Linked DNA regions of Homo sapiens: regions 2, 3, 4, 5 and 6 are each linked to region 1. A link is a loop called in an ENCODE intact Hi-C map of the cell type or tissue named here. Cell type or tissue: heart right ventricle. All regions are shown on one strand.

What was found. A loop is a pair of places that touch in the nucleus more often than their neighbours do. Peaks named below come from ENCODE experiments on the same cell type or tissue, not always from the same donor. Only the 100,000 strongest peaks of a DNase experiment are listed, where the experiment ranks them.
Region 2: it touches region 1 in a loop (3-fold over the local background); 6 of 110 quality-filtered maps call a loop at or near these places.
Region 3: it touches region 1 in a loop (4-fold over the local background); 32 of 110 quality-filtered maps call a loop at or near these places.
Region 4: it touches region 1 in a loop (14-fold over the local background); 57 of 110 quality-filtered maps call a loop at or near these places.
Region 5: a loop joins it to region 1, with 4 times the contacts of the local background. A loop is called at or near these places in 18 of 110 quality-filtered maps.
Region 6: it touches region 1 in a loop (15-fold over the local background); 108 of 110 quality-filtered maps call a loop at or near these places.

The regions. Positions count from the first base shown.
Region 1 is chr6:150,416,535-150,420,534 of GRCh38, forward strand. No RefSeq gene overlaps it. Among named protein-coding and RNA genes, the nearest start is that of IYD, 50 kb to the left of the region's middle. RefSeq lists enhancers at 2,298-2,866, 2,559-2,853, 2,867-3,433. In heart right ventricle, CTCF peaks have their summits at 1,808 (motif pointing right) and 2,676 (motif pointing right); a DNase peak (open chromatin) is centred at 2,677; H3K4me3 peaks cover 1,455 bases; H3K27ac peaks cover 2,386 bases.
Region 2 is chr6:150,535,990-150,539,989 of GRCh38, forward strand. No RefSeq gene overlaps it. Among named protein-coding and RNA genes, the nearest start is that of PLEKHG1, 62 kb to the right of the region's middle. In heart right ventricle, no CTCF peak of the experiment used is centred here; a DNase peak (open chromatin) is centred at 2,112; H3K27ac peaks cover 2,598 bases.
Region 3 is chr6:150,739,715-150,743,714 of GRCh38, forward strand. All of the region lies in intron 3 of PLEKHG1 (pleckstrin homology and RhoGEF domain containing G1), which reads left to right. It overlaps LOC124901430 (a long non-coding RNA gene), which reads right to left. Exons shown (of 3, transcript XR_007059811.1): 3 at 1-3,228. Among named protein-coding and RNA genes, the nearest start is that of MTHFD1L, 120 kb to the right of the region's middle. RefSeq lists enhancers at 2,278-2,778, 2,779-3,279. In heart right ventricle, a CTCF peak has its summit at 2,274 (motif pointing left); no DNase peak of the experiment used is centred here.
Region 4 is chr6:150,598,932-150,602,931 of GRCh38, forward strand. It overlaps PLEKHG1 (pleckstrin homology and RhoGEF domain containing G1), which reads left to right and starts at 954. Exons shown (of 17, transcript NM_001029884.3): 1 at 954-1,086. RefSeq lists silencers at 442-501, 682-976, 772-1,251, 1,462-1,631. In heart right ventricle, a CTCF peak has its summit at 1,994; DNase peaks (open chromatin) are centred at 930 and 1,790; H3K4me3 peaks cover 2,957 bases; H3K27ac peaks cover 2,925 bases; H3K27me3 peaks cover 2,485 bases.
Region 5 is chr6:150,684,036-150,688,035 of GRCh38, forward strand. The region is part of intron 2 of PLEKHG1 (pleckstrin homology and RhoGEF domain containing G1); the gene reads left to right. Among named protein-coding and RNA genes, the nearest start is that of PLEKHG1, 86 kb to the left of the region's middle. In heart right ventricle, CTCF peaks have their summits at 2,047 (motif pointing right) and 2,249; DNase peaks (open chromatin) are centred at 848 and 3,626; H3K4me3 peaks cover 2,261 bases; H3K27ac peaks cover 4,000 bases.
Region 6 is chr6:150,813,746-150,817,745 of GRCh38, forward strand. All of the region lies in intron 11 of PLEKHG1 (pleckstrin homology and RhoGEF domain containing G1), which reads left to right. Among named protein-coding and RNA genes, the nearest start is that of MTHFD1L, 50 kb to the right of the region's middle. RefSeq lists an enhancer at 1-104. In heart right ventricle, a CTCF peak has its summit at 1,583 (motif pointing left); no DNase peak of the experiment used is centred here; H3K27ac peaks cover 2,514 bases.

The DNA.
Region 1 (4,000 bases):
CTATAATGGTAATATATTTTTTAAACACAGAAAATAACAAGTGTTGGCAAGAATATAGAGAAATTAGAGCCCTCATACATTGCTGGTGGGAATGTAAAATGGTGCAGATGCTGCTGAAAACAACTGGACAGTTTTTCAGAGTTAAAGAATTGTCACATAGAATTCTCAACATGGAATTACCATGTAAACCAGAAATTCCACTCCTAGATATACATACCCAAGAGCATTTGAAAATATTCATGTACAAAAACTGAAAAAAAATTATGTATAAAAAAACTTGTGTAAGAATGTTCATAGTGGGATTATTTATAATAGTAAAAGTAGAAACAACACGTGTCCATCAATTAATGAATGTGTAAAGTTTGGTATACCCATACAACAGAATATCATTCAGCCATAAAAAGAAAGAAAGTACTGTGATGCTACAAGATGGACAAGCTTTGAAAACATGCTGAGTGAAAGAAGTCAGACACCAAAGGCCACATATTGTATGATTCCATTTGTGTAAGATGTCCAGAATAGGCAAATCCATAGAGATAGAAAGTACATTTGTGATTTCCAAGGGCTGGAGCAGGAAGGGAGCATTGGGAGTGATTGCTGTGGATATGGGTTTATTTTAGGAGTAATGAAAATGTTCTAAAATCAGTTTGAGGTGATGGTTACACAGCTTTGCGAATATACTAAAAACCACTCGGCTGCACTCTTTTCAATGGTGAATTTTATGTAATGTAAATTATATCTCAAAATCGTGTCAATGATTTGGAATAAGTAGAATTATGTTTAAAAAATTATGGCACTTTTCCATTTCTCTAACATTTCCAAAGGTTATAGAGGGTTCTGGCCCCGCCTTGCTCCCCTCTTAGCCTAGCTGTTTTACCACTCTGTACATTGACGTTTTTATAGATCTACATGAAGTGTGCAGTTATTCAAAACAACTTGTAACATAAACTATGACTATTCCTTCCCTGGAGATCTGGAGGCTGTTTTCTAATTTTTCTTCCCTGAGTTTCTTGTGGCTCTCGTACTGTGATTGCCATTGAGGTCCCCGCAGTTGAGAATGTGAGTGGCTCAGCAGGGAACTGCACAGAACTGGGGATACTTGCGAGCTGGGAACAACCTTAGGTGGGCACTGGTGGCCTCCAGAACGCAGATGAGAGAGCAGGGGATTCCAGGTAGAGGAAGAGAGATCACAAGCTGGTGTGGCTGGGCTCCAACTTTAAAGCTAAAATGATCAAAGATCCCCAAAATTTCAGAGCAAGAAATATGGGGAAGTCAACGTTATTGTGTGAATAACATCAGCCTTTGGTTGGTTGATGGATGGCTATTGAGTTTGGGGGTTCTTCTGTGATCTTATTAGTTGCTACAGATATTCTCAGTATCTCTTAGCACCTTGTAAACAGAGGAAAGAGAAGCCTGCATCTCCTCTCCTCAGCAGATAAACATCTGGGGACAGTGACAAAGCCCACAGACCCTGATGGTGTCTTTGATATACAGCCACAATACGCATTTTGACACCGAGTAGATGCTTTTAGATGATGAAATCAGTGGTTTGAATTGAGGCATTTGTGTGAAGTTCATGAGCTTTCATGCCATGATTGGCTTAAGTAATTCAGAACTAGCTGCGTGTGGGTGCCGTGGAAATACTCTTTCAATCTCTTTCTTATTGGGCCATTTTTGTGCAAAAGAAATTGCTGTTTTAATGGCAAAACCAGCAATTACTTTTGCACCTACCCAAGAGTTCATGGGATATTCAAAGCAATTTTCCGAACTGTATCCTCCAACTCGAGGCAGTTACTGTGAAACCACTAGATGGCACAGTCATGCTAGATGTAATCAAGACTTCAGCAGAAATGAAAAAGTGAGTCTTGCTAGATTACTTCATCAGATACTTAAGCTGTAGTTTACTTCCCCTCTCCAAAATTTTTCTACGTGTTAGTAATTTATGTCTTCCAGATCGTGTAAATACAGATGTGTTAGACTTAGTCATCTAAATCAATTGTTCAGTGACTACAGCCAAACTATAAAAAATGATTACTTCTCTTTGTTTTCAGTTCAAGTATTTTTACTATTCCTTTGCCACACATTTATTTTTCATACAGTTACATCAGCGCCCTGGGTCCCTTTTCTTTTGTACACATAGTGATAGAGAGGGAAATTACTCATCTCCAACGTCCTGGAAATTGTTTTCCAGCGCATAAATTTCCTAGCCCTCTGAAAGATGTCAATCATTTTCTTTAGCAGGGCATTAGGGAACTCCAGCTTTCCGAAAGATGTTAGGAAAGAAATGTCATGTCCGAAGACACAAAGTAAATGATTACTTTCTTCACCCAGCTTTATTTGTCATTTGTCTTAAAAAAAAAAATAGGAGAAGTGTTTTATTCACAGTCAGAGGCTAGGGCAGCAAGACAAGGCACGTTAGTGAGGCTGTAAATACCACTGTGTCCACGTTCACTTAACACAACGCCATCTCCCAGCGCAGCCCCAGCCCCTCTGCACCCCCCGCCCCACTGCACCCCTTAATGCCAGAAACACTCAGGCCCCCCGAAAGTTTAGTAGGGCTGCATTTAGAACAAGTCCAGAGCCAACAAAGGAAAATAGTGGAAGACACTTAGGAGGGAGAAGAGAGAAATGAAATTTATTTAGCCCGAGGTCCCCACGCCATGAATGTGGCCAGCAGGGGGCTTCTCGTGCGGACGCTCAAAGCCGGAAGAGCCAGCAGGCACGGAAGCCCTCGTGGGAGCCGGGAGTTCCATGGCGAGGCCCCCCGCTGCTGCCCCAAGAAACGCTTGGGTTTGAGATCTCAGGAAACACGGAGAGCCCCCACTGCGATGGTGACGGCCCTGGAGTGGGTGGTGCTAAGGAAAGGGCAGCACACCCTTGAGGGCGGGAAGTGAATGGGGTGAGAGTTGGCACTGCTGGCCATGTTTTCCTCCATTTCCTTATGGGACTCAGTTTCCTCAAAGGAAGAACCAAAATGAATAAAGTCTGATATGGTTTGGCTGTGTCCCCACCCAAATCTCACCTTGAATTGTAGCTCCCATAATTCCCACATGCAGTGGGAGGGACCCCCTAGGAGGTAATTGAATTGGGAGGGTGGGCCTTTTCCGTGCTATTCTTGTGATAGTGAGTAAGTCTTATGAGATCTGATGGTTTTATGAAGGGCAGTTCCCCTCCACACGCTCTCTTGCCTGCCTCCATGTAAGATGTGTCTTGGTTCCTCTTCGTCCTCTGCCATGATTGTGAGGCCTCCCCAGCCACATGGAACTGTGAGTCAATTAAACTTCTTTCCTTTATAAATTACGCAGCCTTGGGTATGTCTTTATTAGCAGCCTGAGAACAGACTAATACAGAATCTAGTTTTTTATACAAAGAGATTGAGAAACAGCCCTTGATTGTGCTGACAAGATTTTAGGAGCTGTTTATAAGCGCCCTACTGAGGACTCTGGAGATGATCCTTCATTCTAGAATTATAAGGTTAAAGTTGTTTGTTTGTTTTTTCTACTTGCCTAGTCCTTGGTGTATATAAAGAATCTTGTGGTACTTTGGTATTTATTAAGAGATAGAGAGTCTTTAATTTTTGAATACATTGGATCAATTTTTATATAGTATTGCATTTTTTATAACCCTTATTTACTTTTTATTTTTAAACCCCACCGTCTTCTCTATTCTCTTGACCCAGATGTCATGTAATAAGTTATGACATTATACATTTTCACCTTAGAGCTATGTTCTGGGGCTTGGCGCTCCTATTATTTAAAAAATGGTATCTTCTATGAGAAAACATGAATATTAAAGTAGACATGAATTTAGTTTTGTATAATTAAATTGAATCCCAGGATGGCAAAGATTTAAATATGATTTATACTTGGCATTAGTAGCAGCAAGTAATACTTGCTGCAGTAACAAAAAACCATTTCAGTGGCTTTGTACAATGAAGGTTTATTTCTCACTCTCATCACCATTCAACAGAGAGAGAGCCCTGCTCCATACATTCATTCAG
Region 2 (4,000 bases), 120 kb after region 1:
TGACCAAAAAATACTTATTAACAAAATAAAGGTGCAAGAGAGTAGTGTCCTTGGAAAGGGGCACTGGGTCACATCCTGGTCAACACTTTTATCAGTAACATGAATGAAAACACAGATGGCATGCTGAACAAGCTCACAGATGGTGGATTTGTAGCTGGTACATTTTGATGATCAAGACTATTCCATGCTCTTATTTGACATAAGGGTGTGGTTTAATGGGCCAAATCATTCCATGATTGAGTTCCCCCTCAGTCCAGGTGATGTGCCAGGCAATTTGCACATATTCTCTCTAAAGAGATAGATTATTGCCTTCATATTATGAATAAGGAAATTGATGTTCATCCTGGTTAAAAAAACTTGAAGGGGGCCAGGCGTGGTGGCTCATGCCTGTAATCCCTGCACTTTGGGAGGCCGAGGCAGGCAGATCACGAGGTCAGGAAATCGAGACCATCCTGGCCAACGCGGTGAAACCCCGTCTCTACTAAAAATACAAAAATTAGCCAGACATGGTGGCAGACGCCTGTAATCCCAGCTACTCAGGAGGCCGAGGCAGGAGAATCCCTTGAACCTGGGAGGTGGAGGTTGCAGTGAGCCGAGATTGTGCCACTGCACTCCAGCTTGGGTGACAAGAGCGAGACTCAGTCTCAAAACAAAAAAACAAAAAAACAACAAAAAAAAACTTGAAAGGATCCTACAGCTAAAAGGAAGGACATATCATTACATATTGTATGCTTGTATCAAAATATCACATGTACCCCATAAATATGGACAACTATTATGTACCCATAATAACTACAAATAAAGAAAAAACTTTAAGCAAATCAAATCAAAGGAAAGACACACTGAGACTGGAATTGAGATCCTTTAAATCTACATAACTCCGAAGTATGGGCTCTTTCATGACCTCACACAGCTTATGTGTTAGTTCTGTACTTCCCTTTAAAGTGTACATGTTATATGATGGAGGGAAATGATGTCTAACACAGTTTCTGGCGCATGTAGATGCAGAAATACTTGTGGGAATTCAAAGAGGAGCAAGTGGGAGGGAGGAAGAGCGGGAGGACAATATCTGCTTTAATCTGTGCTAGTAATCTTGACCAATGAGAAACAGCTGAAGATATTTAGTTTGGCAAATGGTGACACACTAGTTCTCTTCAAATATTTAAAAAACTGTTATGTGGAAGAAGTATTAGATGCAACCCAGGGAGGTGGATTTTAATTCAGTCATCGCTGGAACTTTCTGAAATAAGGAGCGAGCATTGTTGATTCATGCAGCAGGCTGCCTCCTGGGGTGGCATCCTGTCCTTGAAGGTCTTCAGGCCATATGGGGTCGCCACTCACTGGAGGTGATAGAGAAGGGACCCTAGAGCAGGAGCAGTGGGATCAACAACCTCTGCTTTATAAAAATTTTCTGGGAGGATTTCAGATATGTTAGCCTTTGGGTGGGACTCTTGGTTGTGGAGGGAGTGCTCTCTATCCTTAAAGTATACCTCATGGGTTTCTGCCTCCCCACTGGACATGCAAAAGTTATAAGTATCAAATAGACATCGGCCCTTGTTATGCCAAATGCCAGCTAAACAGTGGCCTAATTTGAAGGAAAGGGCTAAAGGTCCCTAAAGCAGGCGTCTGGGGAAAAGAAAAACCCTCGAAAGTACAGCAGGGTGCTCTGGGAAGCACAAAATAGGCTTTGTTCTGTTGCTGCAAGCCTGTGCCAGCCAAGCAGTGAGCAAATGGAAAACCATCCTGCCAGCCTGCATTGATCATCCAGGCCATCTTGCTTTATTCACAGATTCTTATGGCCCTTCTTGCTGGGACACTTATGCTGATGAGTTTGAGCTGTATGGAGTGTTGCTAGTCTTTTTCTTTTAATTTTCAAGACAGTAAACCGGGAAGAGCTTTAGACATCCTCCCAGTAACTGGAATACTAACAATAAAACACACGAAGACCACAGCCTGCTTGATTATTTCCTAATTTTCTCTTTATGCTGGTTCCAGCCCTGAGACCCTGCCAGATGCAGAAAGCTTCCTTCATGACAGCACAAATAGTTTCCATTTCCCAGCTGAGAGCCAACATCCAAGAGGATCTTCTGATGTGAAACTGAATGAAACAAAAGATGGCCCAGAACCCAGCTGCAGCCAGGAAACAGAGGTTCAGAAGCCAGAAAACCTCTGCAATGTCCCAGAAATCCCCACAGAGCAGAGAGAGGGCACATTGGCTACTCTATGCAAGGAAGCATGCTTGCAGCACAGCCTCCAGCTACTTGTCTAACAAAGATGTTTTCAAGTTCTTCATGAACTTTTGTAAAAATACATTTCACATGATACTTCTAATAGTGAGCTCTCAGTCCTATTCTGTTTTCATTTGTCTATACAGGGTTCCATAAATTTATCCATCTGTCATTTTTTCATTTGTTGTTTTATTCATTTAGCAAACATATTGAGCATCTCATAATTCATTCATTTCTTCAATATGTTTTGAGCACCTATCACAAGCCAAAATAGGGTTGGGTTAAAGAGGTCAATATAATTGGTTTCTGCTCAGTATCATTGCCCCTATTCACTGAGCACATTCTTTTTCTTTTCCTTTTCCTTTTTTTTTTGGAGACAAATCTCACTCTGTCACCCAGGCTGGAGTGCAGTAGCATGATCACTGCTCACTGCAGCCTGAAACCTTCCACATTCAAGCAATCCTCCAACCTCAGACCTCAATCTCCTGAGTAGTTGGGAGCACAGGCATGTACCACCATGCCTGGCTACTTTTTTAAAAAATTTTTTTGTAGAGATGGGGTCTCCCGATGTTGCCCCATCTGGTCTTGTGCTCCTAGCCTCACACAATCCTCCCACCTTGGCCTTCCAAAGTGCTGGGATTACAGGCATGAGCCAGCACCCCAGCCAGAGCTCTGCACTTCCAAAGAGCTTTCACCCACAGGCAAAATGCTCTCAACTATTTATCTCCAACTCTGTTTTCCAGAGCCTTCAGCCAGATGTCAATGCACTGGCTGGATCCAGCCTCTTCTGAATGTCCCACTGACCTTGAAACATCGACTCAGTGAGAACTGAACTCATGTCCTACCCCTCTCAGGCTTCTGAGTCTTCCCCATTGCTTCCCATTTCTCCTTTTCTCATTTTTCATTTTCTCAGTACCTGAGCTCAGGCTCAAAGATAACTTTGATGTTCCTTTCTCCTTTACTCAAGACAATAGCAATGTTCACCTCCAATATGTCAAACAATTGTTTTCTTCCATTTCTGCTGCTATCATCCAAGGACTGGACAGGAGCCCAGCAGTTCTGGACTTTAGAAACAGCCTCTCAACTGTTCTTCTGGCCTTCACGTCACCACACTCTGGTTCATCCTGAACTTTGCCACCAGAATAACCTCCCTAATTCACATTCTCACGATGTCACTTTGCTACCCATTACCTACAAGACATTACACTAGGATGGCATTCACAATCCTCTGCCATATACCTTATCCTCTACTAGTCCCCAGATGTTCCATGTGCCCCTCAAAACTGGAAAATCCCCTTTGCCAGATACTCTCTAGGCTTTCCTGCCTCCATGCCTTTTCTTATGCTATTCCCCTTGGCTGGTGCCCCCTTTCCAATTTCTGCCTTCAGCAATCCTCCCAGACCTAGCCTTCTAGCCCAGGCCCTCCATGAAACCTTTTTACCACCTCTCTGGTGATGAATGCCTTCTTCCCTGAACTCAAGTCACACTGATTGCATCTCTCATGTTCATGCAACACTTACTCATACCTCATCTTTCCTTTCAGTGCCTGAGCTTCCTGAGGTCAGCACTCTGCCATGTCAATCATTGAGAGGGACTGCCTACTCAAGTTCCACGTTATTTTGCACAGGGAGATGAATGGACAAAAGCTTTTTCATGAAAAGGAATGAGTGGATAATGCAAGATTAAAGGTACAGAAAAGGAAATAGAAGGGGAAAATCTTATAAAATAGAAAGGGAAAGAACCGAGGCAAAGGGCGTGGGTCCACTTTAGAC
Region 3 (4,000 bases), 320 kb after region 1:
TGTTCAAAATTTAAACAGCAGAAGCATAAGCATATCTTTATGGGAAGCATTCAGCATTATTCAAAACTGTAGCTAAACAAGGATTAGAATGGTGATCACCAACCCCAAGCTCTGTGTTCGTTAGTCTATGTGGACTCTTTGTTTATTGAGTGATCGTACAGACAGTGTCAGGGAAGATAAAAGAGAGAAGGGTGTTTTTCACACACTTAGTGCCCTGAAACACATTGAAAGCTATTCTCCCCACTGCCATAGCCTAGAAGAGGCTTCTCTTTGTACTGGTGATATCCAATTAATTGAAAACTGTCTTATGCTGGGGAAGCAAACCTTCTCCAAAATTTGTGCAGAATGAAAGAAGGAAATCCAGGATTCAGGCCCAGAGAGCTTGTGCAGTGATTTCAGCACATACTCTGCCTGGACACTTAGCTCTTAGCCCTGTGAGATGTCTGTGACTTGGATGAAATGGAATCTGAGTTGGCTTTTGTCCTGGGGGCACCCCTCCCTTGAGGACAGTACTGTCAAGTGTGGAGGTGGTTTCTGATTAAGCCTGTCTTCCCATTGATCCTGCTAGAGAGACAAAATTGTTTGGTATGGAAAGGGCAGTGTGCATCTTACTCTTTTTCCTTAGCCATAGTGGAATGGTTGTGCATAGGCATTCCCTGGCCCAGCCTTACCTGCTTAGGATGCTGGACTAAAAGAGGCAGGTTTTGCACCAAGAAAGAAGGCTGTTGAGAAGAGGGGAATTGTCGCAGATTTTATTGTCTTTTTACTTAACAGATATCTTCTCTCCATATTTTCCCTCCAATTTAAATAACATTTATTGGACACTTCTTACAAGGTTCACTTAGACTAACGTTTTTTAAATACCGAGGGAGAAAAATGTGTTCCATGCTCAAGCGTAGGAGTTGGTAGGGATTGTTTTAAATGAAGGCTCGTTATGTGGGTGGATTTAATAAGGAACTTACACTGTGGTACTTGGCATCATTTAATGTACTTTTTTATGAGGCATTTGAGCACTTTTATGTGAATGTGTCTATTTTTTTCCTCCAAGGGATTTTATCGTAACGGGTGAATGAGATCTTTCTTAAAACCATTTAATATCTATGATAATTTGGAGACAAACGTGTTAGTTTTCTGCTTATTTCGGAGTCACTCCTTAAATAGTACATCTAATCATTTTACATAATCTCTCAAAAATCTCACTTTGACTACATATTTCCATATCTCTGTGTTATTGTTGTTGTTATTATGACCCCTTATTCCCCACCTTACCTTAACCTTACTCTCGTCTTTCACCACCTCAACAACAGCAGCACAAACCTAGAAGGTGGCAACAGTGAGTGATTTTGAGTGTTCATATCTTCATACTGCAACCTGATCTGGGAAGGAGGGCAGGGAGAACTGATCTTTCACTTCTTTTCATTTCTAATGGGTTTGCCCATTTTGAATGTGATATAAATACCTGCTGATTGATTGCTAATGACCAATGAAAACAGTTCAAGGTGGGCAGCATTCGGTGAGAGCAAAATGAGTTGAGATTTGCAGAGTTGCTCTGCAAAAGTAGCTGTCGGCTGAACACAAGAGTTCATGTGTACTTTGTGACTGATGTCAGGTTGGGTTATTTGCTCCAAACTTTTATGGCTAGATCTTGAGTCAAAATGTAGGCAATGAGTGTCTTGTGACATCTTAAGTTTTGTAACCATCCCCATCACCTCAATAGATTCCCGCAGCTATAAACATACTATTCAGCTACCATTTCTAAATTTTCTAGATAGACGCCTCAATAATACAAAAACACTAAAAAATAACATTAGCAGCAATTAATATTTGAGCACTTACCATGTATCAGGCACTAGGCACTTAATTTGCTCACTCACTGTCCCATCATGTGGGTACTAGTTTAATTCCTATTTTAGCATGAGAATATTGAATGTACAGAGGACAAAGTGACTTATCCCCCAGGTCACATAGTTGGCTAGTGGTTGAGCTGGAACTGAAAAGCAGGCCTTTCTCCGAAACCCACTGCTTTCACTGCATACCTCCCCTTTGACTATAACAGAAGGTTCAAAGTTCAGCCCTCTTCTTAATCTCTCTAGAGCAGGCACCAGCAGTACCATAGACGTTCTGGACTGCATAGTTCTTGGCTATGAGGGAGAGTTGTGTACGTTGTAGGAACGTTTAGCAGCAAGGCTGACTTCTATCCATTAGAAGCTAATAGAACCACCACCGTCCCCACTTGTGACGACCAAAAATGTCTCTAGCCATTGCCAAGTGCCCCCTGGAGGACAAAATTGTCCCTGGTTGAAAATGACAGCTTTAAATATCTGGAACACATAGTGTTTCATTAAGGATAGGCTAAGCCACAGTAACTATATTAGGCCATTCTTGTGTTGCTATAAAGAAATACCTGAGACTGGGTAATTTATGAAGAAAAGAAATGTATTTGGCTGATGGTTCTGCAGGCTTTACAGGAAGCACAGTAGCATCTGCTTCTGATGAGGTCTCAGGAAGCCTCCAACCATGGCAGAAGGCGAACAGGGAGTAGGCATGACACATGTCAGGAGAGAACGTGGTGGCCAGGTGCAGTGGCTCACGCCTGGAATCCAGCACTCGGGGAGGCCGAGGTGGGCGGATCACGATGTCAGGAGTTCAAGACCAGCCTGGCCAACATGGTGAAACCCTGTCTCTACTAAAAGTACAAAAATTAGCCGAGTGTGGTGGTGTGCACCTGTAATCCCAGCTACTGGGGAGACTGAGGCGGGAGAATCAGTTGAACCTGGGAGGCAGAGGTTGCAATGAGCCAAGATAGCGCCATTGCACTCCAGCCTAGGCAATAGAGTGAGACTCCATCTCAAAAAAAAAAAAAAAAAAAAAAAAAAAAGAGCGCAGGGAGGGCCCGCACACTCAACCAGATCTTACGAGAGCTCACTCACTGTCCTGAGAAATCCGCCCCCATGATCCAGTCACCTCCCACCAGGCCCCACCTCCAACACGGGGAATTACATTTCAATATGAGGTTTGGGCGGGGACACAGATCCAAACTATATCAGTAACATACAGATCTCCAAATCTAGTGACTTCACCCAAGTTTCTTTCTTTGTCCTGTAACCATCCTTTGCAAGTGTTCAGGTGAGGAGGAGCAGCACTCCTCCATGCAGTCATTCAAGGACCCAGGCTGAGGAGGCCTTGCTGTCTTCAGGACATGGCTTCTGAGGTTGCCATCCCAGTCAACTAGACGGGCAAGGAGACATGGAGATACATACGGGGAAGGTTTCTGAGACAGACAGAACTGATGCACATCCCTTTTCTCAAACTCCCAATGAGAATCTTGTTACCTGGCTACATCCTATAAGGGAGGATGGGAGGTGCAGTCTAGCCGTGTGTCCAAAGAAGGTAGGAAACAATTTTTGTAAACAACCTGCAGTTTCTGGCATGCATTATGTATAACAAAGCCATTCTCATTGTAAAACCTATCATTTAGTGATGGTGTATCCCCCACCACCCTCACTAAAAATAAAAAGGAAGAGGCTGGGTGTGGCGGCTCATGCCTGTAATCCCAGCACTTTGGGACAGCCAAGGCAGGCAGGTCATTTGAGGTCAGGAGTTCAAGACCAGCCTGACCAGCATGGTGAAACCCTGTCTCTACTAAAAATCCAAAAAAAAAATTAGCCGGAAGTGGTGGTGCATGCCTGTAGTCCCAGCTACTCAGGAGGCTGAGGCAGGAGAATCACTTGAGCCCGGGAGGTGGAGGTTGCAGTAAGCTGAGATTGCATCACTGCACTCCAGCCTGGGCAACGGAGCAAGACTCCATCTCAAAAAATAAATAAATAAGGAAGAAAGTAAGAAAGATTTTGGTGGTGCTTACCTGCTGAGATGAACATTACTGTCTCTACTAAATAACCTCATAAAATGTTTTAAATGCATTCTTTATTTAGGGCTTCAGACCAATGTATCTCCTACTGTTCCTCTCTCCCTTCTTCTATGTCTCCACCCCTATTCCCTA
Region 4 (4,000 bases), 180 kb after region 1:
AGAGCATGTGCCAGACAGTCTCCTAAGCCCTTCACGCACATTCTCTTATTTAAATCACATACAGCAACTCTATGAGGTAGGCACTATCATCATCATCATCATCATCATCTCCATTTTACAGATGAGGAAACAGACAGAACACAGAGAGGTTAAAGCGTTCTCTCAAGGCCACACAGCTAGCAAGTGGTAAGGCTGAAGGTCTGTTAACAACTAAGAGTGCAATCAAATCCACCACCAAACCTAAGGGGGTCCACAGGCGACCCTGATACGTCCGACTTTGGCGGGAGATTAGTGTTAAGAAATGACTTCACATGCCTTTAACTGTCGCTGCAGGCACCTTTGATTGGAGTCATAACTTTACTGCAGAGCCGGTGCCTTTAAACATCTCTCTGGCTGTCACCGGTTATTCTTTACCTCCGTTTCCACTTTTACTTTCTCTAGGCAAAGGTCGTTTGGTGCTTTAACCGAGGTGATTAGGGTAATGACGCCTGAAGAACACCGGGCTTCCCCCTCTTTTCACTTGATTACCGGCAAAGCTTCTATGTAAAACTAGAATGTTCACTAAAACCATGATTTTGGGTATTATTTTAAAGGACTCACATAGGAAATTATTACGTCCAAAGGAAAGCTAAACCTGAAGAGCTAGGAAAATGAAAAAAAGTGATGTGTCTGCGAAAACAGTAGCAGAATTAAAAAAAAAAAAAACTTTATTCCCCCCGAAGCTGTAATTTGACTGTTCTCTTTGGCAAGGCTCCAGAGACAAGGCCAAGTGCCTAATTTCTCTTTCTCTTCGCCCCCCTCCTCTCCACCTTTTTCACCCTCAGGGCAGAGGGGAGGCGGGACGAGCGATCCACTGCTCCGGCCGCCGAAGCTGGCGTCTGGGCGCGGGGAGGGGCGGGCCGGGGCGCGGCCGAGCAGTGGGGCCGAGCCCGAGGAAGAGGAAGTCGGAGCCCGAGCCTGAGCCCGAGCCCGAGCCCGACGGCGGCTGCAGGGCGCTCCGGCAGCCCGAGCCGGCGCAGCGCAGCCCGCACCCTCCCCGCCCGACCTGCGAGCGCCGCCCGGGCATGCGAAGCCGTCCCTCCCCGGGTAAGCGCCGGTCGGGCCCGGACGCCCTGGGGACTTTTCCAGGGATGGGAGGGGGGACCCGGGGACCTCCGGCGGGAGCCCCACATCCGCAGGTGGGGCCGGGCGGAGCGTGGTACCCGGGCCCCGCCGGCCCCCTGCGCGCCCCTCCGCAGTGGGGACGGAGGGCCTTGGGGGGCGCCGAGCGGTGGGGACAGAGGGCGCCGGGGGCACCGCGCGGTGGGGACGGAGGGCGCTGGGGGGCGCCGCGTCTCGGGGGTCGGAGTCGGGTCGGGGATGCTGCCCGCCGCCGCCCCGCTTGGGGTTCCGCGCCCCCAAGTTCCCGGTGCTCCCGCCCCTCGCCCCAGCGGCTGCAACATCAGCGCGCAGAGGAGTTTCTGCGAGCACCCGGGAGTTGTAGCCACCGCTTCCCCACCCCCGACTCAGCAGGACAGCCCCAGAACGGGACCCCACAGCCAGTCAGCTGGGTCAGCTCCCCAGCAGCGAAGCCGGGAGCCCGAGGACCCGGGGACGCGCGGTGGGGGCGGCGGCCGAGCTGCTGCGGCGCTCAGGGCTTGGGGGCGCCCCCGTTCTGCAGATGCGCTTTTCAGGGGGTGGGGAGTCAAGAGCCTGTGGCTCTTCCGTCACGGGGTAAACGGTAACACCTGGGCGGCCGCGACTCTGCGAGCGTTCTGGCCTCGGCGGGCGGCGGGGAACCGCAGTGATGCCCGAGCTCGCCCCTTTTGTGTCCTCGCGGTGAGCCCCGTTCCGAAGCCGGAAGCTTGGGAACGCTCTAACTGGGAGAACGGCGCTCGGCTGGTCAATTCATTCCGCTCCTCGGAAACAATGAGCTGGATCCTTGACTTGAATGTGCTGGCGGAGCGGGGTTTGTAAGCCGGCGTTTCATCCAGCTCTGGTCCTCAAGGCGCCCTTTGTACCACCCGCAGGTGGCCGAGGCTACTGCACGTATTTTCGAAATCACCGAGTGTGGGTGTTTGGGGCAGGTATCACCCCGCGAGGACCATCTCAGACTGAGAGTTGGTTTAGGAGTTTTGAACAGATTGGATACAGAACTATATTGTGTTTTGTATTTAGACCGGGGGAAAGACTAGAATGTTAACTCTAGGGTCCAGTTTGTCATCTAACAGAATTCCGGGCTTGGGTAGGTCCTGTAATGCGGTACAATAACAACCAGGTGTTAAAACCGGCATCTTCTGGATTCTCAGATTCTGTAGACAGCATACTTCTAAAAAATGTAGAGATTTTGGATTTTGATTAAATTGCTGTTAAAAACATTTCCAAGCCCATCATTTCAGGAGATCAGAAAATTTTCGAACTTTAATTTTGCCCTGTGGGACCCTGGGCAAGATACTTGCCTCTGGTCGTCTTGGCTGCCTCCCTTATAAAGCAGTGCACACGAACCAGATAGCTTCTACGGCCTCCTGCTCATTCCTCATCCCCCTCCCAAACCCCTACCCCCTGTAATTTGGTCTACAATATTTAAGACAGAGAGAAAAGTAACGGGTTGATGTTTGACTCTCTCAGCATTTTGAGTCTGGCTTCCCAATTCCTGACTTGACTTTTTGTCTCATTTGAGGTCCCAATTCTAAGCCACCAAACCACCTGACTAAAGAAACTTTTTTCTTCAGAGTGCTCCCACCTCCCTGGCTTCATCCTCAAATAGGTCATCAGTAGCAGTCCACAGTCAACAGCAATGGCTGCACGACCTTCCCCATCCTTGTGTAGCAGCCCCCCAAGTCCTCTGCTAAAGGGCAAAGCAAAGTGAGAAACAGTTACCTGGCAATCAGATGCCAGATAACTGCCCCGATTCTGCTCGTCCTTGGTGGCATTTTCCTGCTTCCCCTACTCTAAATGGGCACCCTGAATTAGGGGCACCAGCTTCCTTCAATGCCTTTAATATAGGTGACTGTCACCGAATACAGGCTTAAATATTTCAGTGGGGGATTCAGGCTGTAGTTCAAAGAAGTTAAATGATCATTTTTAAAACAATAGGAAGTGGCAACATAATTTTTCAAAACCAAGAATAACCAGTCCTATGTTGTGTTCCCCCTTTGCGGATATGATTTTTCAGTGATTTAATTAAGATCGAATGGTTCATAGTCTGTCCCATAAATATGGGAAATGCTTGAGTAGCACTAAATCTCTTGAGCCCTTCGTCAACCAAAAGCAATTCCTGAAGCTATTATCTTAATGGCGGCCGTTCACTTTTTTGCAGATTTCTTTTCCTCTCCACTCCTTTCATTGCTGGTGGTTGGTCTTTCAAGCAGTTGTCATCTTTTAATCCTCCTGCAGCATGATTAGGTCCCTGGAATATTAAACCCAGAAGGGCTCTTGGATGACCTAGTCCAGCCCTACATCTTAAAGATTTAGGAAGTCTGGTTAAGATCCAGTGATCTAGAATTAGCCTACTTGTGTGATGCTCACATCTACGTCTCTGTAGCTTTGAGACCTTCACTTCTTTAAGGAAATTACTTAGATATGGATTATTTCATAACCAGGAAAAGTAAAAATCATAGTTGGTGTCTCTCGGTTTTCTCACCTTTCCTCATTTTCACACCTTTCCTCCTTTCTTCTCCGCCCTTGTCTCAAGTTATGCCAAGGATTAAATGAAATGATTCGTATCAGTGTTTGGCACATATGGTGTGCTTTGAAGATGATTGTTGTTGATAAACCAAGTCCCAGGAGTGTATGATTTTGCAGAAGTTTATACATAGCTCTGGACTGTCAGAACTGTGATTTAACCAAGGTTCTCTTCTCTCTCCCCTGCCCCTCTTGAACTGCACTGCCTAAGAAATGTTGGTTGCATGGAGACATATTTTTAATTAAATGTAATGGTTCAGTCTTTAAGAAAAAATTATAGATCGAGACCATCCTGGCTAACACGGTGAAACCCCGTCTCTACTAAAAATACAAAAAA
Region 5 (4,000 bases), 270 kb after region 1:
ACCCAACAGTCTATGTGCTGGGTACATACGCTATGCTGGGCACAAAGAAGGCTGTGGTCCATGACTTCAAGAAGCCCTCAGGCTAGTAAATTGGCATCTTCATATTATCCTTAGATCCAGGCTGACAATGTAAGCAAATGTGGAAAGCGTTAGAAAATGCAGGCTCCCTGGCACTATCTTAGACCTCATAGAACAGCCATTTCAGAGCAAGTCCTGGGAATCTCCATCCCATTAAGTGCCCCCTGAGGCTTGGGGATAGATAGTTGCGTGAGACAAACTGTAGCAAGTAAATCATCGCAACAAAGTGCGAGAAGTACTGTGATTGGCTGTTTCGGGAATGACGAATGCACAAAGGAGGTTCTCCTACGTGGGAAATCCAGGTGCGGCTTGGGGACTAGTATTTGAAATTTCAACTGGCTCCATCTGCCTACTTTCTCACATACCTCCATATGCTGTCTGGTGGCTGATGGCAGCAGCTGTGCAGGGGTTTCAGTGTCTGAATTTGGGCAGTTTGCTGTGCTTCCGAAATGGTTCTGGCCAACCCTGTGTCTCCCCTTGGACTTCTGATTGGCCCATGGGGGATGAGGATTTTTGGATCTGTGGCAGCAGTAATGATCGAGGCCTCCAAGAAGAGCACCACTAGGAGGGTGTTAGTAGATTTTTAATAGCCTTCATACCGAGTCCTTTAGATGTGTTTCTTTTCTCAGTGTGTCCCTTTTCATGGCGGGGGGTTGGGGTGTATCTTACAATAAGACAGGTTTGGGATGGGGGGAAATGACTTCATGGGCTTGCTGTTGAGCTGCTTCCCTTTGCATCTCCGGGAAAGGCGTGGTTCACCCGCAGCAGGTCCGGTTAAGGAAGCACGTGTGTGCTTTCAGCATCGCTGCGTTTTCTCTGCCACTTCACCCTAAGGATGGGGTCAAAGTTGCTTCTGCTTCTCTTGATAGAGGCTCTCTTCAACTCCCTACCACTCCTAATTCTCAGCCCTTGCAGTTTCCTGCAGTGGAACACGAAGTTCCAAAGAGATGGTTCCAGGTGAATGCACAGCTGTGTTCCCACCTCCTGATCCTGTCTCCAATGAGTGACACTGGGCCGTTCTTCAAGATCTCTCCTTAACCCCCTCTTCCAAGACAGGACCAAACCCCACACTTGAGCACTGGGCTCCCCTGCTCTCTTCCCTGATGCCACCCCACTCCCACAGGGCGTGGCCCCAGCAGAAGACAGCTTCAGCCTGTTTTATTGACTCTGGGTGTGACAGGAACAGAGATTTTGAAGGCCTCTTTGCCCTTTTCCCTAGAGAGTAGGTGGCTTTGCCCCTGAGCAGCAATCCGCTGAACCCATCTGAGCCCAGCTCAGCCCTCTGTGGCAGAAGGAGCTTCCCGTGGAAAAGAGGAATCCCACTCCAGTGAGGAAGGAGAGGCACCCAACAAGGAGGCCCAGGACATGTGTCTCTCATCAAGGGCTGCCCCTCTGAGATGGTGCTGCAGGAATCCCGCCCTGAGATTGGGGTGTGGAGAGAATAGAGCCAATAGCTTCCTACTCTTCTACCATTTTAAAATCCCATCCTGCATTTCGACTTTCTCTCTGACCACAGTGATACTAAAGGTTTTCTGAATTTTGGAAAGGTCAAAATAATAAGGTAAATGTCAACAAAATGAATATGTAAGGTGTGTATCCTCAGAATACTCTTTCTTTGGTAAATTGTAGTTTTATTTAAATGTGATCAGTTTTAGGTGATACGGGGAATTTGCCTACCTCCTGCAGAAACTATCTTGATCTTATTAAATTAAATAAGATGTAACTAGGGAAGGGGGGAAAAAAGAGTGAAATCAGGCATGGATCATTCCATCTGTGTAACCCGTAAAAGTCATAACAACAGTAAATGATACCAAAACCTCTCAGGCTGCCTACAGCCAATTCAATCTCAACTTCTACCACCTAGGCTGAATGACTATAGCATACAGAGATGGCCAAGGGATTCTAGAACTTTCTAGAGCTACTTGCTCCTCCCCCTGTTTCAATGCAGTCATTGGTCACTGCCCAGTGTGCACCTGGCACCTGACCAGTAGGGGGCACACGGGAGCAGTGTTGTGTATGAGCTCAGCTCAGGCACCAGCTGGTCAGGATGAGGCACCTCTACCTGGGCTCCACAGGAGAGCTAATTAGGTCATTGGATTCGATTCATCTTTTAAAAGTCTTTGAGAGTTTACTTGATTCGGATTTTTATTAAATCTCTTAACCAACTTTCGTCATTCTCAAATGCCAGTATAATTCTGTGAACACTCCAAACATTAGAAATACTTTTCTTATATTGTAAACAAATTCTGTTTATGTAGAAGATGGTTCTCTTTGGAAAAACAATGCCTGAAAGCTCTTCCAATTTAGCAAGGAAAATAGTCTGAGAAAAGAGAAATAGGTATGCAGGTACATGCCCCGCCTCAGCCCTCCCACACGTGGTCATTTTTGCTTGTTGAAAAATTAGACTTTAAGTAAAAAATGAAGCATCGAGAATGATCACTCATATAAAGGAGACTGTGCTTTTATGATATTGGCCTTTCTCTTCTGTTGATTGACTTTATTCCTATTCTTCATTTTTATGTTTCCTGTTGTCTGTTTTTCTCTTGTCTCACCTCCCAAGCTTTCTTTCCCTGGGCCTCCCGAGGGAGGTCTGATAACGCAAGAAGGATGAGAATGTGGGCGGGAGATGAGGGCGGGAGGAACTGCCCGGACCTGTCAGCCTTGGGTGTAGCACCTGCAAGGAGGACATGATTCTCCTGCGGTGACAGCCTGACCGGGCCCCCCACCCACCAAGGCAGGACCACGGCGACCTGGGGAGCATGCTGCCAGCAGCTATGGTGGGGGCTTTGGTCAGAGGATGGAGGAATCGAAGCTCTCCTCAAAGGGCTGAGTCAAAACTTCTTATCCGACCGAGCCAAGATGGAATTGCAATTCAGGGTATGTTTGACACCTTGATGTGATTGTGTGGCCCTTTGTAAAGGGTTCAGAGGGTGATCATGAGCTTATAAGCTTTTCTCCACCTTCAAATGGAATTGACAAATCCAGAATCTGTTTTTTTCCTCAGGTTATCATAAATTGTGACTAATTTTACTTGTGGGAGGTCTATTTTCCTTTCCTAATCAAAGACTTCAGTAGTCACGTAATACCTTCAGTAGTCACATAGTAAAAGATTATTACTACCTTCTTTTTTTCCAGAGCTTTTACTTTAAGATGGAATTCTTGTTCTGTGGTATTTGTGTTTGCCTAGTAGGATGAAAAAGGTATACTGGCTTTTGGCAAATTTTAGTCTAAATTGCATCACTTTATTATGTCTGGAATGGGAGATGTGGAGAGTACTTAATTTCTGGGTTTTCTCAGTAATTCTTTTTATTTTCTGTTTTGTTACTATCGTTTTGAGGCAACAATAGAACTAGTGACAAAAATATAGCTTTCTTGTTAACTTAGTTCAAAGGGTTATTATGGCCTTTTTCTGAAATAAATTTTCATTAGAATGAAATACTTTGGAAATACCTGACCTCGTTCTCTTCTGTCTGGACCTTGGACTCCTTAATGGTACTTACTAGAAGGGAGCTCTTTGGTCTTGCCGACGATGGACCCATGGGAGGAACACAGTGCCAGCTGAGGAAGCAAGTCTGAGCATAGAAGTCATAGACTCCCAGGGGCTCTCAGAGCTGGCCTGCTGCCCCTCCATGCTCTCATCTGACCCCACGCCCTGAGAGTCTCCTAGGGAGTAAACACGAGTGTTCTTGCATTTCAACAAATATGTATTGAAAGCAAATATATACCAGACATTTTTTTAGGCAGCGGCATGCTCTGATCTATAGCTAATCTACTTTTAAGAGGTATAAAAAACAAATGTTATCATCTGTTTTGTTTGGACAGTGGTTTCCAGCCATACTTTTCAGGCTGGCTATATTCAAGAAGAGTCCAGCCAAGAAACTCTTTTGAAAATAGCCTGATAAGTATTCACTGCAAAATAGTA
Region 6 (4,000 bases), 400 kb after region 1:
TGAGTGTGATCAGGTTCTGGAGGTGGCTCTGATTCTGTGCTGCTGCTCTGGAGTGGAGGAAAAGGTCATTAGAAAGTGGTCAAGGAACTAGGGTGGTGGGTGGATTATTCACATGGATGGTGAAACAGTCCAAGTTGGGGCTGGGAGGAGTGAGGTGGAGCAGACAATGGGATGATGATCATGAAAATTGAACTGGGTGGAAAATAAGGGCTGAGATTTCTGAGAAAGGGGACAGTCTGTTTTGTTCTCTGTATATTTTGACAAGCATTTGAAGCTTGTTCTCAGGACTGCCAGCAATGATTTGGTCCTCAGGAAATGAATGTGCATAGGTGTGGACTTGGACCTAAGCATGAGTTTTCATTTCGTCAGGGTGTTATGAGATGAAAGGGAGCTCATGCAGAGAGGGGACTGCATTTTCTTTATGATTAGTCATTTTGTTGCTGGCCTGGTGCCTTAGAATGCCCTTCTGAGCAATGGCAGAGTATCTTTGATGGGCCCCACCCATTGTTTACCTGTCTGCTGGGAAAATCAAAATTGCTAACAAGATTCTGAAAGGCAGTTACAAAATGAGACCCCCTTACATACCTGTCTTTCTCCCACGCTAGGCGTGTGTGCCTCAGGAAGTTCCCTTTAAGTATTCAAATGGTTAATATAGTCAATATAACATCGTACTTTCTCCCCAAGTTGTCGATCCTTTCTATCTAAAAACATCTTTTCAGTTACAACTTATTGAGCATACACACTGTGCTGAGTACTTTATATTCTTATTTCACCCTCACCAAAATATGTTATGAGGTAGTTCTTATTCTTCCCATTCTAGAAAAAATAAAAACAGAGGCTGAGAGACATTAAATAAACTGCCCAAGTTTATATAACTAGTACATGACCAAGCCTGGATTGGTCTATCTGGCTCCAAAGAGCATCCTAACCACATTATTCCCACTGGCAATAAAAACACCTTTTTTTGTTTTGTTTTGTTTTGAAACAGCGTCTCACTCTGTCACCCAGGCTGGAGTGCAGTGGTGCAATCTCCATACAAGAAAAAGCACACTGCCACCTCCACCTTCTGGGTTCAAGTATTCTTGTGCCTCAGCCACCCGAGTAGCTGGGACTACAGGCGCACACCACCACACCTGGCTAATTTTTGTATTTTTAGTAGAGATGAGGTTTCACCATGTTGGCCAGGCTGGTCTCGAACTCCCGGCCTCAAGTGATCCACCTGCCTCAGCCTCTCCCAAAGTGCTAGGATTACAGGCACAAGCCACCACACCCAGCCTCAAACACGCTTGTCTAATATACTTTATTCACTATAATGTAATCATAATTTTCTATTTAAGCAGGATTATCATTAAAGTGAACTTTCCACATCTTTCCTCGAGATTATTTCTTATTTTCCTAAAGTTTTCAAAATGTATTTCTATTATTTCTGTGAAATGAATGCATAGTGGGAAATTTTAAACATCAAGAAATGTATCACCAGTCTAATAATGTCAACACAGCTGTGGGAAACTCATTAGTTACAGCCTCCCAGCTGCCTTCCGTTCTTTTAATTCAATGATGGTCCTTGGCTGACACCTAGTGGAAATCCTGGAAACAGTACTTTAAAAATTAAATGTCCAGACAAAAAAAAATTCTTGAAGTCAGCTTTACAGATACCAGGGAACTTCTTGGAAATAGCCATATTGCCCATTAGTATATGTGGTAAATAAATTTAACTCTTCTCCAAATTAATTGAAAATAAAGGTGAAGGTATTTTGCATTTTATATATTAGTATGTTTCTGTAATTGCACTTCCCAGAGAGAGACTGAGCTAACATTTGTGTTTGCAAGTAATTTCAACTCATAATCTCAAACTCTGAATGTATGAGAGAGATAGCTATCAGGTTACAAAAATTGAAGCATTTGTTTTCTCTAAGGTGACTGTGTTGAGGCTCCCCCAAGCCCCACACTTTTTCACTAAACGTGATCGCCACTTAGCCGAAATATTTGTACTGGGATATCACAGATGGTAGCAAAATAGAGTAAAATTATTTTAAAAGTTATTTTTAGCATAGTGTTTTGTAGGTTAAATTATACTACCCTTAAAAAATGAAAATAACTTTAAAGAGGCAAGAAAGGCTACAATCCCCTAGGACAGTGGTCTTCAACCTTTTGGGCACCAGGGATTGGTTTTGTGGAAGATAATTTTTCCACGGATGGAGGCAGGGGGAGGCTTTTGGGATGATGAAAGCACATTACGTTTATTGTGCACTTTATTTCTATTACTACATGGTAATATATAATGAAATCGTTCTACAGCTCACCATAATGTGGAATCAGTGGGAGCCCTGAGCTTGTTCTAGCCCTGAGCAACTAGACAGTCCCATCTGGGGGTGATGGGAGACAGCGACACCCCAAGTGTGTTGCTTATGTCCAGTCTGCTCTCATCTTATTTTGGTCACTGTCACTGCAGAAAACCCTGCTTCACAAAGATAGGATGTTGGAAATGGAAGCAGGCTTTTGTGCTTTTGTGGCAATCTCAGGATATTCGCCTGGACTTTAATCCAGAATGTAAGGAGGTTTGAAGTTGTCTCAAACATACTTTTTTTTTTTTTTTTTTTTTTTTTTTTTTTGAGATGGAGTCTCATTCTGTTGCCTAGGCTGGAGTGCAGTGGTGCTGCAACCTCTGCCTTCCCAGGTTCAAGCAATTCTCCTGCCTCAGCCTCCTGAGTAGCTGGGATGTCAGGCACACACCACCACGCACAGCTAATTTTTGTATTTTTAGTAGAGACGGTTTCACCGTGTTGGTCAGGCTGGTCTTGAACTCCTGACCTCGTGATCTGCCCGCCTCAGCCTCTCAAAGTGCTGAGATCATAGGCGTGAGATACCACGCCCGGCCTCAAACATACTTTTAAGGCCACCAGATGCAGCTGTACAATTGAAGTACATCAACTCACTTGCCACGATAAAGCCTGCCACCAGATGCAGCTTAATTGCTCCTTGACACTCACTGACAGGGTTTTGATATGAATCTGCAAGCAATTGATTTATTATGGTCTCTGTGCAGTCAAACCTCTCTGCTAACGTTAATCTGCTCCTCAGTGCTAGCATCACTGCCTCAGCTCCACTTCAGATCATCAGGCATTAGATTCTCACAAGGAGTGCTGCAACCTAGATCCCTCGCATGCATAATTCACAGTAGGGTTCACACTCCTATGAGTATCTAATGCTGCCACTGATCTGATAGGAGGCAGAGCTCAGGCTGTAATGCGAGCCATGAGGAGCCACTGTAAATCCAGACGAAGCTTCTCTCGCTTGCCCACCACTCACCTCCTGCTGTGCGGCCCAGTTCCTAACAGGCTACGAACTAGTACTAGTCTGTGGCTCGGGGGTTGGGGACCCCTGCCCTAGGAGAGTGGGTGGAACTCACCAGTTGAGCTGATCATTGAATCCTAATGACCATTCTGAAAGAGAGGCTCCCTGATCCCACTGTCCAGTTGAGCTCGGAGAGCACCCACCTAGTGAAGTGCCTGAGCTGGGATCACAGACATTGTCCTTCAGGGCCGTCTCACTCTGGGAGATTCTGGGGCACACAGAAGAGATGGGAGGTGCAGGGAGTTGGGGAAACAGAGAGACTTAGCTCATGATAATCACAGCATTCTGCAGGAGGAAAGACAACAATGAGAGGAAACTTCCAGCAGCCATTTTGCAATTAACTCAAAATAGTTACAAGGCCATAGTGTCATGGTGAGGGCTGGTGATAAAGATACCAGGCTCCGTGCCTTGAGCTTTTGAGTCAGTAGATCAGGGTTGGGTGGCAAGAATCTGCATTTTTTTTTTTTTTTTTTTTTGAGACGGAGTCTTGCTCTGTCGCCCAGGCTAGAGTGCAGTGGCTCAATCTCGGCTCACTGCAACCTCCGCTTCCTGGGTTCAAGCGATTCTCCTGCCTCAGCCTCCCTGTTAGCTGGGATTACAGGCACCCGCCACCATGCCTGGCTAATCTTTGTATTTTTAGTAGAGA